Regions from separate parts of the Homo sapiens genome. Here region 2 is linked to region 1. Evidence: chromatin loops called from intact Hi-C (ENCODE). Cell type or tissue: Caco-2. All regions are shown on one strand. Links, peaks and the distances in the headings refer to the core of each region. The heading gives the core; the rest is flanking DNA.

Region 1 (8,338 bases), core at 169-8,168:
CAACAAAGTCCAAAGTTTCAAAAACATCAGATTGGTATGCATTGACTCCTATGGATTTTTTTTTCAGACTTTCAGCCCCTTTAATTAGGTCAGAATGGCAGGCAAGGGGTGGGGAAGGTGGTGCTTCTTGAGCTCCACTCAGCAACTGGTCAGTTCTCATCCTCTGGCAACTGGATCGTGCTGGGGTTGAAGCAGTTGGATTCCATGATGGGAAGGTCTTTGGCCTCTCGGTATTTCACAAGCATCTCAGCTCTGCAGTGGGCCCACTCTCGCATCCTGTAATCAGGCAGATAGGCCACAAAGGTGCTGCCAAGGACCGGGACAATGGAGACGCCAAAGAAGAAGACAACTCACATGTTCCAGATGTCCAAAATGGGGTCCTTGTCATAGCAATGGGAGTCTGGGTTCTTCTCATAGAAGTTTTTGTCCTCAGGATCTGGGTCCTCCTGCCAATGTACGGTCAGTTCCGGGGGCTGTTTTCCCACCACAGCAGACAGGGCGACCACAGTCCTGGAGAAGCTGGATTCCCAGCGGAGGTGGGTGGCCAAGAGCCTTTGCATCACCACTGCCGCCAAAAGACTGGGAGCGCTCAAACTTAACAGCCCAACTGCCATGACAGATAGTCCTACAGGGTCTCCAACTCCTATAGACTCTATGTGGATTTTATAATACAGATGATAAAGATTTGATGCCTTTCCATGAACTGTAAAGGACAAAATTATACAAATAATTTATCTGCTTCATGTTTACTTAGTGGAGAGATCAATATTATGATGGCCTAGAACAGAACTGAATTTTTTGGCCATTTTTAATAAAACCAAATAACCAGAAGGTATTTGATTAACAAAATCAAATAATCTGAAACTATCAGATAATTTTTCTTGATGGTCTGGTAGTGAAATGTTGAATCCAAGTAAACTCGAGTAGGAGAAGTAGAGTCCTAGGCTATATGACTTTCATCTAAGATTCTGTGAGAGGATGGCAAATAAGCATGTTCTTTGGTCTTCCATTAAAACCCTTTTAAAATATAATAGTATTATAACCACTTACTTTTGGTCTGGGGCTTGGACCCTCATTTTATCGTTGCCATCCGCCAGCCTGTGTGACATATACTCAGCCCTCAGAAGCATTGTTTTACTTCCCTGGTGAGGCTGGTGCTGTAAACATCCGCTGAAGTTCCTGCCTCTTAACATCCCTGACTCTAGAAACACAAACCTTTAAGTTAGCTTAGATAACATAGCAATGATGTGTAAGATCTTGCAACCTGGTAAGAACTTATTCTGTGTTAGCTATTTGCTACACTGTTTCCCAATTCAACAAATATTTCTTTAATGCCTGGTACTTGATCTTGCAGAAATATGTGTGAGGCAAAGGGTAGTTGATGCCCGAATTTCTGGTTCAGGACATTTAGTCTAAGTAATTTTTTGCCAATTTTATCATTTGTTCTTTCTCCCAAAAACATAAAAGTAATGGAAGGATGGTATTGTTAAGCCACATAAGGCTGGGAGCTAACATTTTTCTTTTTGATCTGGAAAACAGTTTTTTTGTTTGTTTGTTTTTTGTTTTGAGATGGAATTTCCCTCTCATTGCCCAGGCTGGAGTGCAATGGTGAGATCTCAGCTCACTGCAACCTCTGCCTCCTGGGTTCAAGCCATCCTCCTGCCTCAGCCTCCTGAGTAGCTGAGATTACAGCTGCCTGCCACCACGCCCAGCTAATTTTTGTATTTTTAGTAGAGACAGGGTTTCGCCATGTTGGCCAGGCTGGTCTCGAACTCCTGACCTCAGGTGATCCATATGCCTCGGCCTCCCAAAGTGCTGGATTACAGGCGTAAGCCACCGCACTTGACGGAAAGTAGTTCTTGAAAACAATAGTATAGTCTATTGGATTATTCAAGTTCAAACCTCGAAGTACTTGTTGTACAAGCTTCTCTGTTGCTAAATTCCTTATTAATATCATTTACTCTTGTAACATTTGTTGCCAAATCATGGGCATTGAAAAGCACGTTTCTGGGCTTACATTTGTAATGGCTGAATGACATTTGTTCATAGTGGTCAAATCACTAGAGCCTCTTCTTTAGATTTTTTTTTAAAAAACGAGGAAATAGGAAAGGCATGTTAAACACAACAATAGAAATCTATTCTAAAAGAAAATTCAGATCTGAACTCCTTGGGTGGAATAGTTTGGTAAAGGTTAAACAAATTTTCCCTGACTCTTGTGGGACATTAAAATAAATTTCATCTAAATTCTTGTCAGCTTCCCTGTACAGCTGCCCTAAACATCTGCTGTGGATGCTCAAAATTGCTGCTTTCCCCATTTCACAGTTTACATATGCTGTGTAAACTATTTATTTGTATTACATAATTAGTGGCAACATGTACACTTGGTTTTTAACAACATATACTCAGGGGTGGCCTAGAAGAAAACTATCTACTTACCTACATGGAATGAGGCTTCTTAGTTTAAGGCTTATCAAAGCAATGATCCTATTTCCTTTGCAGAAGCTGTTGATATTAAGGAGAGGCATTTAAAATCTGTTTAGGTTATTGTAGCTTGGGGTAGAATTATGGGGATTGTGCTTGATTTCACAATGCGGGGCAGGATTTGACAGCCGCTGCCTCGTAAACCATGCTGCAGAGTAAAATGATTTCCTCAAAGCCATGGAAAAGTGAGGCCACTCGAAGGCCTGGGAGGCTGTGGTCTTGGTAGTCAAGCAGAGAAAATTATGCGAGCCTCTGGAGAGGTGGCCCTATGTTGACTTGAGAAGATTAGTCTTCTGGGGTCTTGATTTTGTTGGCAGAATAAATGCGTCTGTAAAGAGTGAGATACGAGTCAGGTTGGCCAAAAACTAGAGAACATTAGTCCTTGGGAACAAACGGGGATTCTAGCTGTCAAGGTGACTGATGGCCTTGCTACATGCGAACAGTTCCTGGAGAAATCTTGGTTCTACCACCAAGAGGTGATGGATCCTTAATTATCTGTTGTGGGTGGGGACCTCAGAACCCAGTCAGGTTTACATTGTAGGGATGGAAGTCATCCCAGCTCCAGTGGAAGGGAACCCAGTTTCTAACCTCAGCCATGCAGAGCTGACCTTGCATGGAACATGATCCCCAGAACCTCTCAATGGCAGCAGAAGAGCTCTATGCAGTGCCTCAGCTATGTAAAAATTCCTTTTGGGAGTTGTTTTTTTCTATTAATATATCATTGGCTCTATCCTTCCCAATATAGTTGAATTAGTTCCGCTAATCTAGGGTTTCTCAACTTCAACAGTATTGACATATTAGGCATGTAAGTTCTGTGTTTTGGGGGCTGTCCTGGGTAGGACATTTAGTAGCATCTCTGGCCTATACCCACTAGATGCCTGCAGCATCATTCTCATTGTGATAACAAAAAATGTCTGTAGAGATTGCCAAATGTCCCATGGGGGTCAAAATTGCCCCTTACTCTATGGGAAAACACTGATCTAATCCTATGTTTTCTTGGAGTTTCATAAGACATTTGTAGTTCATTAAACAACAAATATTTATTGAGCACCTACTATGTGCCCAGTAGTATGTACGTTTTGTGTGGGGTAACTGATGTCCAAAGAGAAAGTGCCTTTCTTCGTTCGGTTTATAGTCAAGTTGGAGTAACAGATATTAGTCAAATAGTCTTACTAAAATATATTTAGAATAATAGTAAGTATTGCAAATGAAATGTTCTGTGTGCTCTGAGGACACATGACAGGGGCCAGACCTAATTGTGGAGATGACATAAATCTGTCCTGAGGAATATGGAAGCTGCAGTGACTCTGTGCATGTTTTTATAATGGGAAATCAGGGCAGGGGAAGCCAGTTGAACTTGGGAAATGTGCAGACTCCTGAGGTGGGACCTGCTCTACTAGGATCAAAAAAAGGCCAGTGTCGCTGGAAAGCAGAGAGTGGTTTGAGATAAGCCAAACAGGAAGCCAGGGGCCAGGCGCGGTGGCTCAAGCCTGTAATTCCAGCACTTTGGGAGGCCAAGATGGGCGATCACGAGGTCAGGAGATCGAGACCATCCTGGCTAACACAGTGAAACCCCGTCTCTACTAAAAATACAAAAAATTAGCCAGGCGTGGTGGCGGGCCCCTGTAGTCCCAGCTACTCGGGAGGCTGAGGCAGGAGAATGGCGTGAACCTGGGAGGCAGAGCTTGCAGTGAGTGGAGATGTTGCCACTGCACTCCAGCCTGGGCAACAGAGCAAGACTCCATCTCAAAAAAAAAAAAAAAAAAAAAAAGCCAGGCTCAAATTTGGCGGAACCTTTTCAGCCACAGCCTTGTCAGTTTTGGTCTTTATTATCCTGAAAGCATGGGAAAGGCATTGAAGTGTTTCTGCAGGGCTAGGATTTGTGTAGGTTTCAGCTAAGTGGCTGGTTGGTTGTAGCAGGAGTCCTATGGAGGGGATGAGAGTGGAGATGTCAGACTGGTAAGCGGCTTAAGGCTGTAGGGTTGCTGTCATCTTTTGCACAGTCAACTGATACCTGGCCCCTTAGTTGTTCTCTCATTCACCTCATTGGCTGTGAAGTGTAATCTGCTGTGTCTCCACGGCCTTAACTGTATTTGAGCTCACTGAGTTCATATGCATTCATGTTCTGTTTGAACCGTCTGCATTGGATTGCTTTCTCACTCTGGCTTTCAGTTTCAAAAATGATACCAGGATCCCAAAGAGGGGATTGGAGGAGCAAAACAAGCTGATTGTCCTTGGTAACTTCATTTCAAGGATACAACATGTCCTAGGAAGTCACTTCATTGGCCATACCTTACCCACCCCGAGTTCTAATTCTTCCAAAGATCCACGTTGACCTGTTGTTAGGAATATTCTGTGGGTAGTCCCATGTGGTGATTGAAGGGGTGACCTTGGTCTCATTAGCACTGAGTACTAACTAATCCAGGCAATGTGGGCTTATATGCACCAGTCAATAATAAATAACTTTAATGGGGACTATGGGAGAGCTGAAGGAGCCAGATTTGCATTTTGCCTTCTTAGCTAAGACGCAGTTGTCAAAATTTGGGATGTGCAGCAGGATTTGCGGAGATCCGGAAGACTAGTTTTCTCTTAGGATGAGCTCCATCACCTGGCTTTGTCTTAGTCTCTGTGGCAGCACCTCTAGGGGGCAGCATTCTACTCAGGCCAACTCTGAAGGGCTGGGCGATGTCACATCTGGTCTATTTGTGGTTGCCTTGGGATAGTAACCCTGTCCTGGACCTAGAATGTTAGGCTGAGGTTGCTTATGCTGAAATAACTAGCTGGAGGTTCTTGGACACTTTCTTTAAGGCGTGTCTACAAAAATGTCTACAGATGTCCCGTCCCTGTAAGAAAATATGTTTTCTTAAGTGAGCATACAGGAAGAGGATCCCACTGACTCAGGATTCTGCAGCCTCGGGCTCTTTAGTGGAGATGGAGGGTAGTTGAGAGGTGTCCATGTTGACCTGTTCTTAGGAAGAAAGACTCTGTGGGTAGTCCCCTGTGGTCATTGAAGGGGTGACCTTGGTCTCATTAGCACTGAGTACTAATCCAGGCAATGTGGGCTTATATGCACCAGTCAATAATAAATAACCTTAATGGGGAATACGGGAGAGCCGAAGGAACAAGATTTGCATTTTGCCTTGTTTGCTAAGACACAGTTTTCAGTGATGGTAATATCAGGAGACAAGACTGACAAGATTTCTGGATTGTCAGCAAACTTTTGGATTGTATTCCTTGACCCACATGCAAGCTCTTTTAAATCCTTGGAATGCTTATTGCTGCCTATTTCCAGATAAGCTTCTTTTTCTCTTCCCATGCTATAATTTCTACCTCTCTGCAGTATGTTCATCCTTCTATTAATATATGTTAAGCTGTTTGGTTTCTTCTTTTCCTTTTTGAGTTCATTCAGATTGCTGCCTGAAATACTATTTTAGAGTCTCAGCCATTTCGTGATATATTGTTTCTTTATTTCTTGCATAATTATTTTCTCCCTTCTCCTCTCCTGATACTCATCTGCTCATATCCCAACCTTCATGAAGCCAGATATAGCTAATATTATCCCATTTTAGAGAGCTGAGTGTGTATCACTCTTCTCATTCAATTCATTTTAGCAAGTTTTCATTGTCTACCTACCATGGATGAACTCAGTGTTGCTGCCTTACATTCTTGGGGGACGTTTAGCCAAATAGACAAGCACTTACAAAACCACCTGCTTGAGCCTGTGTCTGCTTTGTCTAGGGCAAGAACTGGTCCCATGTGTAAACGTGGTAAGATTTGGAACTGAATTATTATTCTCTCATAAGTCCTCCACAAACTTCAGGATGTCTTATCATTTGTTACATCTTTTCTTGGCGTTTCCATTCTTTGGAAAATGGTCACGTGATGCCCCTTCACCTCAATGATGTATGGCAGCTCTACGTATGCCCAAGCCTCCCCTCCCCACCATCCACTGGCTTTCCCCTTGCCCTGCGTTACCATCTCTTTCTCAACAGGAAAGGGGTGCAACAAGGGAAGGTCCTCTATCTTCTGCTTTCGTATCTTCCGATTTTACTTTGTAGATTCTCTTTTCCTTGAAAGAGACTCACTTTTAAAGAGGAATGGCAATTGGGATGGCTAAAAAGATGTTAACTTTTGGAAATATAACAGATGGCAGGAACTTGGCAGAGCAGTAAAAATCCATTGTGTCAGACTGTAGCAATCAGAGGCTCTCCAAGCACTTTTTTTTCTGAACTACATTTTGCCCCCCGACTATTGGAATTAACACTATTTATTTGTCCCATTTGAAATGATTTGGCCCCTTTTCTCTTCCAAGCTGTTTTTCCAGAGTAAGTGCTATTACTAGAAAAGGTTTTCTTTTTTTTCTTTCTTTTTTAAAAATCGTAAGCATGAGAGAATACTAATATATTTACCCTTTGGTTTCTGTCAGCGAGGCCTACAAGAGAAAAAATGAAATCATGCATTTTTCTGGCACATTTTTTCAGACAGCCAAGCATAGGAGCAAATTATATCCTCTCCTTACTTTTTTTTTCTCTTATACCATGATGAATTTCTTTCTCCAGAGAGAGAAGTGATTTTTAAAAGGCTTGAACAACATGCTAATCTTTCCTTCTGATAGCCCCTGGTTGAATTACTCCTGAATTTGAAGCATTTACTGATGAAATGATACTTGACATTAACCAGTGTTGTATGGAAATATTTCTAGTACCTAGGGAGAAAATAAAGGAGGGTATTCGTAACACTGCCGCTGTGTGGCTGAATCTTCCATTTTTCTCAGAATCAACTTGAATTACTCTTGCTGCATGCTGACTGACTTCTTTCCTAAGAGACCACTCTTAGACAGGAAGATTTGCACCACTGGAAAAAGCTAGAATTTACAGTATTATTATGATGAAAAAGGTTGGGTTTTGGTCGTAGTCTACTTGGCTATTTGGCAGAACCAGCTGAAGGCTTTGGTTAGGGATTTTTTTTTCCCTTGTGCAGAATGACAAAGGTGATATCATATCCCTGTAAATAAAATACTCTTCTTGTTATAAAGCCATACTTAGACTTAGAGCTCAGGGTAGACAAGCAGAGTTTTCCACAGAGAGGTGAAATATGACCTTGGCTTTTGGTTTTGTATTTCAGGATATTTTTGACTTGGCTGACTACTTTTGGCCATTGACTAAGTAAAACTAGATAAGAAAAATTATGAAAATATATGGATGATTATTCAACCTTGAGAAGATTCTTCTCTTCGTGTTAGACCTTGTAGCTCACAGAACTGTGCAAATTCTCTATTTGCTTTTTTTCTAGTGGGAAAAAAGTTTAGCACAGCAAATTATGGAGCAGTTGTCTCATTCTTCAGTCGAAATGTGGGGATGTGTTTATATGACAAGTATTGGAACAGTTTCTTCAGGGATGACACTCAGCTTAGTTAACATGAGAATTTGTACCCTATGATATGGTGTAGGAGGAAGGAGAATAATGAAAGTCTTCAGAATCTTGGGATTGATTATACCTCACTTCCAAAGCTTTCCAGGCAGCTAGAGCCACAGTGTCTAGCTTAGACTCAATGTTGACCCAATTTTATTTCACAAAACACTCTTTCTTTAAGACTTTGCAGTATAGGTGTGGGGTATAGGGGGAAAGAAAGGAATTCATGATCAAATAGATTTTTGAAATTGTACATATTATATCCCTTGGGATCCCAAATTACATAGCATGATTGTGCATGTAACAAGTATTTACTGAATTCTGACTATGCACCATGGAACTTCATTTCTAATAGTAAAAGTAGACAATAGGTGCTGTAGTCCTCACTTATCCATGGTTTCACTTCCCAATGTCTCACTTATCCACTGCCAACCACTGTCCCAAC
Region 2 (8,338 bases), core at 230-8,229, 210 kb after region 1:
TTGGCTAAGTTTCCCTAGAAACCTATAGCAGTGTAACTTTTATGAATCACCTCAGTAAAAGATCTTTCTGAAAAAGTCTTTTGTTTTGCTTTGTTTTTGACTTGGGAAGGTAGGGAAGAAGTGAGAGAGGGGGTATTTTCCTTACTAAGTGAAAAACATATTTTAAATGTAATTTAAACCAAAGCTTATCTGAAGTGATAAGACTGGTTATTTGTGTGGAATTTAAAATTTAATAAAGAAGTGAGAGAAGTTGGCATTTGCAGTTTTTATTGGCCAACAGTGTCAACCATGTATTGTTGGCATCAAGCTTATATTCTCTTATTTAGTATATTAAGTCAATTGATTAAAAGCAGAAAACCTGGCTAATTAGACTGCCAAGATCTTAATGTTAACTGTCAGATTCTAAAGCTATATAAGCCTGAAAACACCTTTATAGATTACTTCTTCTGGGTGCCAAATGGTTCTAAATGCTGAAAAATGTCATAATTGTCCCCCCTTCTTCTGAGAAAGGTAATAGATACTATTGGATATCCACTTCCTTACAGACTCATTCACATTTTTTCTTGTCCTGGATAGTATCCCCACTATCAGGGCGTTTTCATTTAGGGCCAGCAATAATCCGTATTTTGATTCAAGCAGAACTAGTTGTAGATTACAATATTTCAAGCCAAGGTTCCCATTCAAACTGTTTTCTGCTGCTTTAATCATAAAGGAATCATTTACTCTTACAATGCTGGAAATTAAGGATTTATTTTTCACTTACCACCATTTTCACTGGTATTTCAGCAGTCATTGAAGTACCTTTCTCTCCTCTTCGGTTACATGGCCCCATTGAGCTGGAAGATGGATTATGCAGTGAGACTCAGTTTATGGTAGAGGAAGACATATGACAATGTTATGACTTTGGCATTTACTTAAGGTACAGGTTGATGATGATGATGATAACTTATATCTTGGTTTATCTTTGCCAAACATACTTAGCATTCATTATTTAATGCTCACAATAACACACTGAAGTGATATTATATAATGTGGCATTATATAATCACTCCAAGTTTGTCATTGAAGAAATTAATGTTTAGAAATCTAACTTGCCAGAGTCAGTTAGTAAATAGAAGAATCAGGACCCAAGGCCAGATTCATTGACTCAAGATCCTGTTTTTTTGTACAATACACCGTGGATAGAGAGATTAATGATACCCAACATTTTTTAGTAATAGGAACGCTTTACATATATACTCTCATTTCATTTCATTCCAATAAGCCAGAGGAGGGCATTATGATTAGCTGCATTTTATAAACAAGGGTACTGAAGCTCAGAGAGTTTTAGAAATGGGCCATAATCACACAGCCTGTAAATGGAAGAGTTAGGATTAATCCCACTTCTGATATACTCTAGAGCTTGTAGAGTCTGCATTGTCTCTTGACCTGAAAAGGGAAAAACTTTCAAGAATTAAAAGCCAATTTTTGTTTTAAATCACTTTAAATGGTATTTCACAGATAATGCTAAGAAATTAGGCTGTAAAAGAAATGTCAAGGTGTATGTATTTGAGTTCCCCAAGCAAAATTTCCAAAAGGGGTCTTTTTTTCACATATATGAGCATTGTGTACTGTATTACCACTCAGTTTAAAGAAATAGAACACCAGCCAAGAGAGAAGAGCCAGGAAGCTGCTCACTGTGATGTTGTAAATGTTCAGTGATTAGAGTGGATAATTATTGATATTATTTTGTAATTTATTTTGCAGAGGATATATCTATCTGCAGATTTAAATATATATACTGGCTCAAGATGCAGAATCTTTTCCAGGGAAATTTTCATAGTTGTCCTCATTCTAAAACTGCTGTCTTGTGACTTCATTGCATTAGACTATGATGACCACTGGGAGTATTGGCCAAATCCTCCTCCCTGCTGACCTGAGTAGCCTCTCTGCAGAGTCCCCTGCTAAGACAGTCATTCACAAACAATAGGTGGCCATTGCCAGCAATTTGAGCACAGCAGTCCTCATACTTGGCAGCAGTTACCAGCAATTGGCAAGCTATTACCCAAATCTCCTGCCAAGTGAAAGCTAGGACTTTTAGAATTACCTTGTTCCTTTCACCTGGTTGCCACATTTATCTTTTTTTTTTTTTTTTAAAAGAGAGTGTTTTGTGTGCAAGTGTACTTCTTTATAGGCTTCATGCTAAAATGTCCCTGGCATGGGTATATTTGGGTCTTTAAAGTGCTTAGCAAAAGGAGTGCCCTTCCATATTGAAATGCAAATCTTTCCTTGGGTATTAAATTTGATTTGGAAGCCCTCTTCTTCTTGATTTATTGATATCACCTTGAAATCACACCATCCTCAGTCTTTAAGCATCGCCCAGTCCCCGTATTCTGAACTATCTGGCCAAGATGAGGCTGAGTCTCAGACAGAGTGTTGATACCTGTCCACCCATTATTCTTCACAGCCCTGATCTGATCCCTGTGAGGCAGGGCTGAGCTCCAAAGGTTAGTTAGAGACCAATTGGAGGTGAGCAAATACCTCAATTACAGCAGGTATCTGGATCCTGTCTGAATTTCACCTTCTGAAAGAACCTGTAGTAGAAATACAAGGTTCAAACTTGCATTCTCTAGGGCTTTCTAAATCTCTCTACTCTGGGAAAACTATTCTGTAAATGTCTATCCATCTTGGTTGCATTTAAAATATGGGGCCTCATTCTCCTCTGCCTTCCATCTGATTGCAACTTGGGCCTAGGTGATCTTGGTCCCATGTTTTTTTTGTTTTGTGTGTGTGTGTGTGTGTGTGTGTGTGTGTTTTCTCATCAATAAACTTTTCTTCAAGCCTTCTGCTGAAATTTGGATTAACTCAATTTTCATAGACCCTGCAGTTCAACCTTCTGTATTTTACAATGACTCCTGCTATTGTAGAAATAGAAGACAAGTGAGGAATCTTTCCTTTTACAATTCTGTATTATCTTAAAACATTCAAAGAAACCATTTCTTACTGAAACAGCTGTACTTGGTTATGTTATTAGAGGAGACACACTATGGACTTATTTTGACAGTGAAATATATTTAGACTAAAATTTTAAATTACTCATCTAGCTAAGGTGTGTTGCTATTCCATAATACTTCTCAAGTGTTTTGTGTTTCAACTTTCGGGTTTCTTTAAGAAAACAAAAACAAAAACAAAGAAAACTCCATCAAGTTAGAATAGAATGTGAGAAATTTGGTGTATAAGATAAATCTGTCTTTATGTTTCTCCAGGCAAATAATGTTTTATACTAGAGCAGGCTTCCTGCCTTTGGTATGCTCAGATAAATTAATTTGACTGTTTATGATGTTATTTAATTTTCAATAATTATTCAAGCATATATAACCACAGACATCTATGTAGTAGGCAGATGGATCAGCAATTGTGCATGTAATTAGAAATAATCCTTGAAATACAAAAGTAGATTTTAATATTCAGCATCTAAAAAATTGCTAACATTACAAATTGCCCATACCCCGTGGTTGCAGCCAGTGATGTAAAAATTTAAATACAAGAATTCAAATGAAAATTTCTGCCTTCTCAGCATCAAGCAGTTATTGAATAACAGTAGAAAATCATGGACAAGTCACTTAAAGAGACACATTCTTTCTCTCTTAAAATAAAGATTTGATGTGTTTTTAATGAATTACAATGTGAATAAATAAATTGTAAATAATTTAGATTGGAGTGCTCTTTGTAAAAGTCACATACTCACATGGAAAATATTAAATGGGAATTATATTAGTAAATACAAGCTCACTTTTCAAAATCTTATAGAGAAAGAAACAAAAAATATTCTATTTTTGGTTCTTAAAATGTATGCTAGAACTTATATTTACTATTGCCAATAAAATAGGGAATGTACTTTATTCATTTTCTGTTGAGAGAGAGGGAAAGATGAAAATGAGTTCATATGGTAAAATGAGTTATGATTTTTAGATTACTGAGTTCTGAATTCAAGTTCATGGTCTGCTATTTACAAGATAAATAACAAAGCCTTTAATCTTAAAGTCTCAGGATTTGTTGACATTTTTGCTGTAATGCCTACTGTTTATGTTTAGCACTATCTAACATGGTCCCTGACACTTTCATAATATCTTAAAAACTTACAGTAAAAAGAAAAAAAAAAAGAATTGTTAGCCAGGCATGATGGCACGTGCCTGTAATCCCAGCTACAGGGGAGTCTGAGGCAGGAGAATTGCTTGAACCCCAGAGGTGGAAGTTGCAGTGAGCCGAGATCGTGCCACTGCACTCCAGCCTGGGTGACAGAGTGAGACACGTTCAAACAAAAAAAAATAAAAGAAAAGAAAAAAGAATTGGAAATATGGAAGGAAATAGAGGAAATATGGAAGGAAATAGAGGAAGATAGAGACAGAAAGAAAAAAAAGAAATTGAGAGACAGAAAAACAAGAGCACTTTTCAGCTTCTTCTCATTCCTAAGCCAAAAAAACAAAACAGGTTTTTCAAGGAGTAATATCACCACCTTATGGCCTTTTACAATAATGCTGCGAAAAATTAATATTCCAGTTGTATTTTTGCAACTATAAACATCAATTCTTTACTCTTAGATCAAAGGTCACATCTTGTTCATATATAAGATATTTTCTATCTTTTCTTTTTGAAGTAATAATAAGCCCAATATCAGGTATCACAAATGTTTGCAGAGTTCCTGCTTAGTGCCAAAAGATGTATCTCACATCTCTACTTCATTAGATACAAAGATGAATAAGGCACAAGTATTAGCTTCAAAGAGCTTAGAGTTTGGAGGGCTGTTTCTTCCAGAAAGAAGGAATTCATGGCTAGTGTGTTCTGACATTGGGTTCTGTAGGTTACCGGGCATCTGTTCAACTTTAGAATGTGAGAAGGCTGGTAGTACACATTAAAACCAGATGTTTCTGTGCAAAACAATGAAGGAACCTGGGCCTTGGGCCCTTGGCCACACTGGGAGCAGACCTAAACTCTAGGGAGCATTGATGGGAAAATTGTAGACATAAATTCTAGAATCTCCGTCCCTTCCTTCCTTCCTTCCTTCCTTCCTTCCTTCCTTCCTTCCTTCCTTTTTCGTTGTTTCTTTCTTTCTCCCTTTCTCTCTCTCTTTCTCTCTTTCTTTCTCCTTCCTTCCTTCCTTCTTTCTTTTTTCTTTCTTTCTCTTTTTTTTGAGACAGAGTATCACTCTTGTTGCCCAGGCTGGAGTGCAGTGGTGCAATTTCGGCTCACTGCAAGCTCTGCCTACCAGGTTCAAGTGGTTCTCCTGCCTCAGCCTCCCAAGTAGCTGGAATTACAGGAGCCCACTTTTATGCCTGGATAATGTTTGTATCTTTAGTAGAGACGGGATTTCACCATGTTGGCCAGGCTGGTCTGGAACTCCTGACCTCAGGTGATCTGCCCACCTTAGACTCCCAAAGTGCTGGGATTACAGGTGTGAGCCACCGTGTCCAGCTCCCTGTTTCTTTGTTATTGTGAGATGCAGGGCAGGATAGGATTTGGTTCAGGGAAGAAAGAAAATGAATGGAGGAGGCCGGGCGCAGTGGCTCATGCCTGTAATCCCAGCACTGTGGGAGGCCGAGGCGGGCAGATCACAAAGTCAGGAGATCCACACCATCCTGGCTAACACGGTGAAACCCTGTCTCTACTAAAAATAGAAAAAATTAGCCAGGCGTGGTGGCAGGTGCCTGTAGTCACAGCTACTTGGGAGGCTAAGGCAGGAGAATGGCGTGAACCTGGGAGGCGGAGCTTGCAGTGAGCCGAGATTGCGCCACTGCACTCCAACCTGGGCGAAAGAGTGAGACTCCATCTCAAAAAAAAAAAAAAAAAAAAAAAAAAAAAAAAAAAAAGAATGGAGGAGTTGGCAGCATTAACTGTCTATTTCAAAGCCATTACTAGAGGGGATACTGTAGAAGTAGGGAGCAACCCCTGGCTTAGTGCATGAGATCAATGCTGGTAGCAGTTATAGCCTAACTCTAATACCAATTTTGATCTCACTTCTTCTAAACATAATGTAAAAGTCAGGAGTATATTCTCTGCCCCGCTTTTGTGCCAGGCCTTATATTGTCTATTGCCCATACATGCTGGTTACAGGCAAAGTCTCCTTTCCTTATGAAGAACCGTGTGCTATCTGTGTCATGGTGCGTTGTTGCCAGTCTCTTTGATGGCCATGTGCACTGCTGCGCTTGTCACTACAGAAGTGTGAAGCATCTTCTCTGCAGCTTCTGATCCTGCCGTGTCTGCTGCACTGAAGCTCATAATCTGCGAGAGAAGATGCCACTGGGGATTAAAGCGCCAGCAGCATCATTTTATTCATTTGTCTGACTGTGCTAATTTGCCAGTATCTTAGGAAGAAAATACTACTACAGAGCAATGGTTTTCAATCCTATGGTCATGACAAAAGCTTTGAGACCACACACACCCACTATACACACCAATCAACTCTTGTTTCAATTTTTTCCCATTATATCTAGGACTAGTTGGTGCTTTCAATTGAAAATTTGCAGGTACTGCAAACCCAGAGAAAAATGTTCTCTTCCTGGAATATGAGATAACTTGATGAGATGATGCTGCGATTCTGTGATTGTCACTACAATAATGTAATAGGGATTGTATTGCAGCATTAACGATTTCAATAGCTGAGTGGGAAATGAGAAAATATGTTTCCTTTGGTTACGGTTAGTAGTAATATTATGTAACTTTGCATTGGAAATAACTTAAACTGTGTGCCTTAAAATTAGTTTTAAATTGAAATGGGAAGCTGTGGTTATTTGAAGATGTTTTTCTTTTTTATTAAGCCAAGTGCCCTCTGGGATAACAGTTTGCGTACCTCTAACTCCTGGGCCAAATCTAGTTTTTCTTTAAGGCTTGTATTGGTTTGTTCATTCAGGTGTGTCTAGGCCACCTTCTGGTCATTTCCTTTTCAGCTAACACCCAGAGCCAAGCTCAGCAGAGAACTTGCTCTCTTATCACTGCCCCTTTGTGCCTTGTGTCTGAGCAGACAAGGAAAGCAGTGGCCTGTGTTGACTAATCCTGGCAGCTACTCTTCTTCCTCAAGACTGGGTCAGAGCCCTGCTCAGTCATTGGCAGAATCAGCAGGATTCACAGACTCATTCCAAGGCTTTTATGCAGTTCTGTGTTTTTAATGAAAAACACACAAACACACATAAAATTACCACACTCACCACAGACCTTACATTATGTCGTTCCTTTCTATAGCCTATTGGTTAAGAGTGTGATTTTGCATTTATATCCCAGCTCTGCCACTAGTGGCTTGTGACCAGGCAAGGTAAGCATAAACCTTAACAGCCTCGGTCTGCTCGGTTTAAAAATAGGACTGATAATAGTACTGTTTATTGTGGATTACGGTGAGTGTTATATGAGGTCATGAAGGAAACAGTGCTTAATTCAGCACCTGGGACATAATAAGTGCTCAACAAATGTTGGCTATGATGATTGTTTTATGAGTTTGCTCATAGCCAACTCAGTTTACTGTAGAGGGCTGCACTTTTCTGGAAACCATATCAAGTAAAGGCTATTCTCCTGTTCTGCATAACCTGGAGGAAGAGGATTCAAGGTGACTTATATCCAGGCTCTTCTTTTAAATTTTTGCTATTCTTTTAGCTGTTATCTACCAGACTCCTGGATGTTTTCCCACCAGTCACGTGCCCTGTGCCTTGCTTGCCGTCATCCTCTCTGTCCTTGCCCTCACCATTTGTCTCAGTGCCTACAATGCCTCCATGGGTCATTTCCATCTAAGTCATTTCTATTCTTCAGCCCATTTCCTTGGCAAAGATGGTATGTTTTTATCAAGTCCTATTCCTGACACTGAATTCTCATAATCCTTTGGTTCTCTTTTTCTGTTTACATGCCTCCCTACCCATTGAAAAGCTGTGGTGATTTGTTAATTAATTCATGTGTTCATCTTCTGATATCAGAAATATCTGTGAGGCCCTACACTGAGCGCGGTACTCTCCAAGGTGCTGGAATACTACAAGGAACCTTTGTTTCATGAACATGCTTAAGTTTCCACACGCAATTTATCATGCTGTAACTCTGGGTCCCTGCAGTCCTTGGTTGTAACTGCTCTTTTTAGGCTGCCAAGCCCACCACAGGAGAGAAAAAGGTCACAGAATTGCTAATCAGCTCCATTACATATTATTCCTCGAAAATGCTCCATGATTGCCCAATTACAACACTCATAACACCCTAAAATGTAACGTACCATTTACGTATCTGTCTCCCAGCTCTGCCCTGAGCTCCTGACACTGCCTCATTTGTTTATGCCCCTGATCTAAACCTGGCTTAGAGTAGGGATTCAATGAATATTTGTTGAATTCAT

Evidence for each region. A loop is a pair of places that touch in the nucleus more often than their neighbours do. Peaks named below come from ENCODE experiments on the same cell type or tissue, not always from the same donor. Only the 100,000 strongest peaks of a DNase experiment are listed, where the experiment ranks them.
Region 2: it touches region 1 in a loop (4-fold over the local background); 5 of 110 quality-filtered maps call a loop at or near these places.

Annotation. Positions count from the first base shown.
Region 1 is chr11:92,335,883-92,344,220 of GRCh38, forward strand. All of the region lies in intron 1 of FAT3 (FAT atypical cadherin 3), which reads left to right. It also overlaps the pseudogene NDUFB11P1. Among named protein-coding and RNA genes, the nearest start is that of FAT3, 120 kb to the left of the region's middle. In Caco-2, for the core only: a CTCF peak has its summit at 5,115 (motif pointing right); a DNase peak (open chromatin) is centred at 5,139.
Region 2 is chr11:92,548,653-92,556,990 of GRCh38, forward strand. All of the region lies in intron 3 of FAT3 (FAT atypical cadherin 3), which reads left to right. Among named protein-coding and RNA genes, the nearest start is that of FAT3, 330 kb to the left of the region's middle. RefSeq lists enhancers at 1,514-2,088, 2,089-2,663. In Caco-2, for the core only: CTCF peaks have their summits at 4,453 and 4,684; no DNase peak of the experiment used is centred there.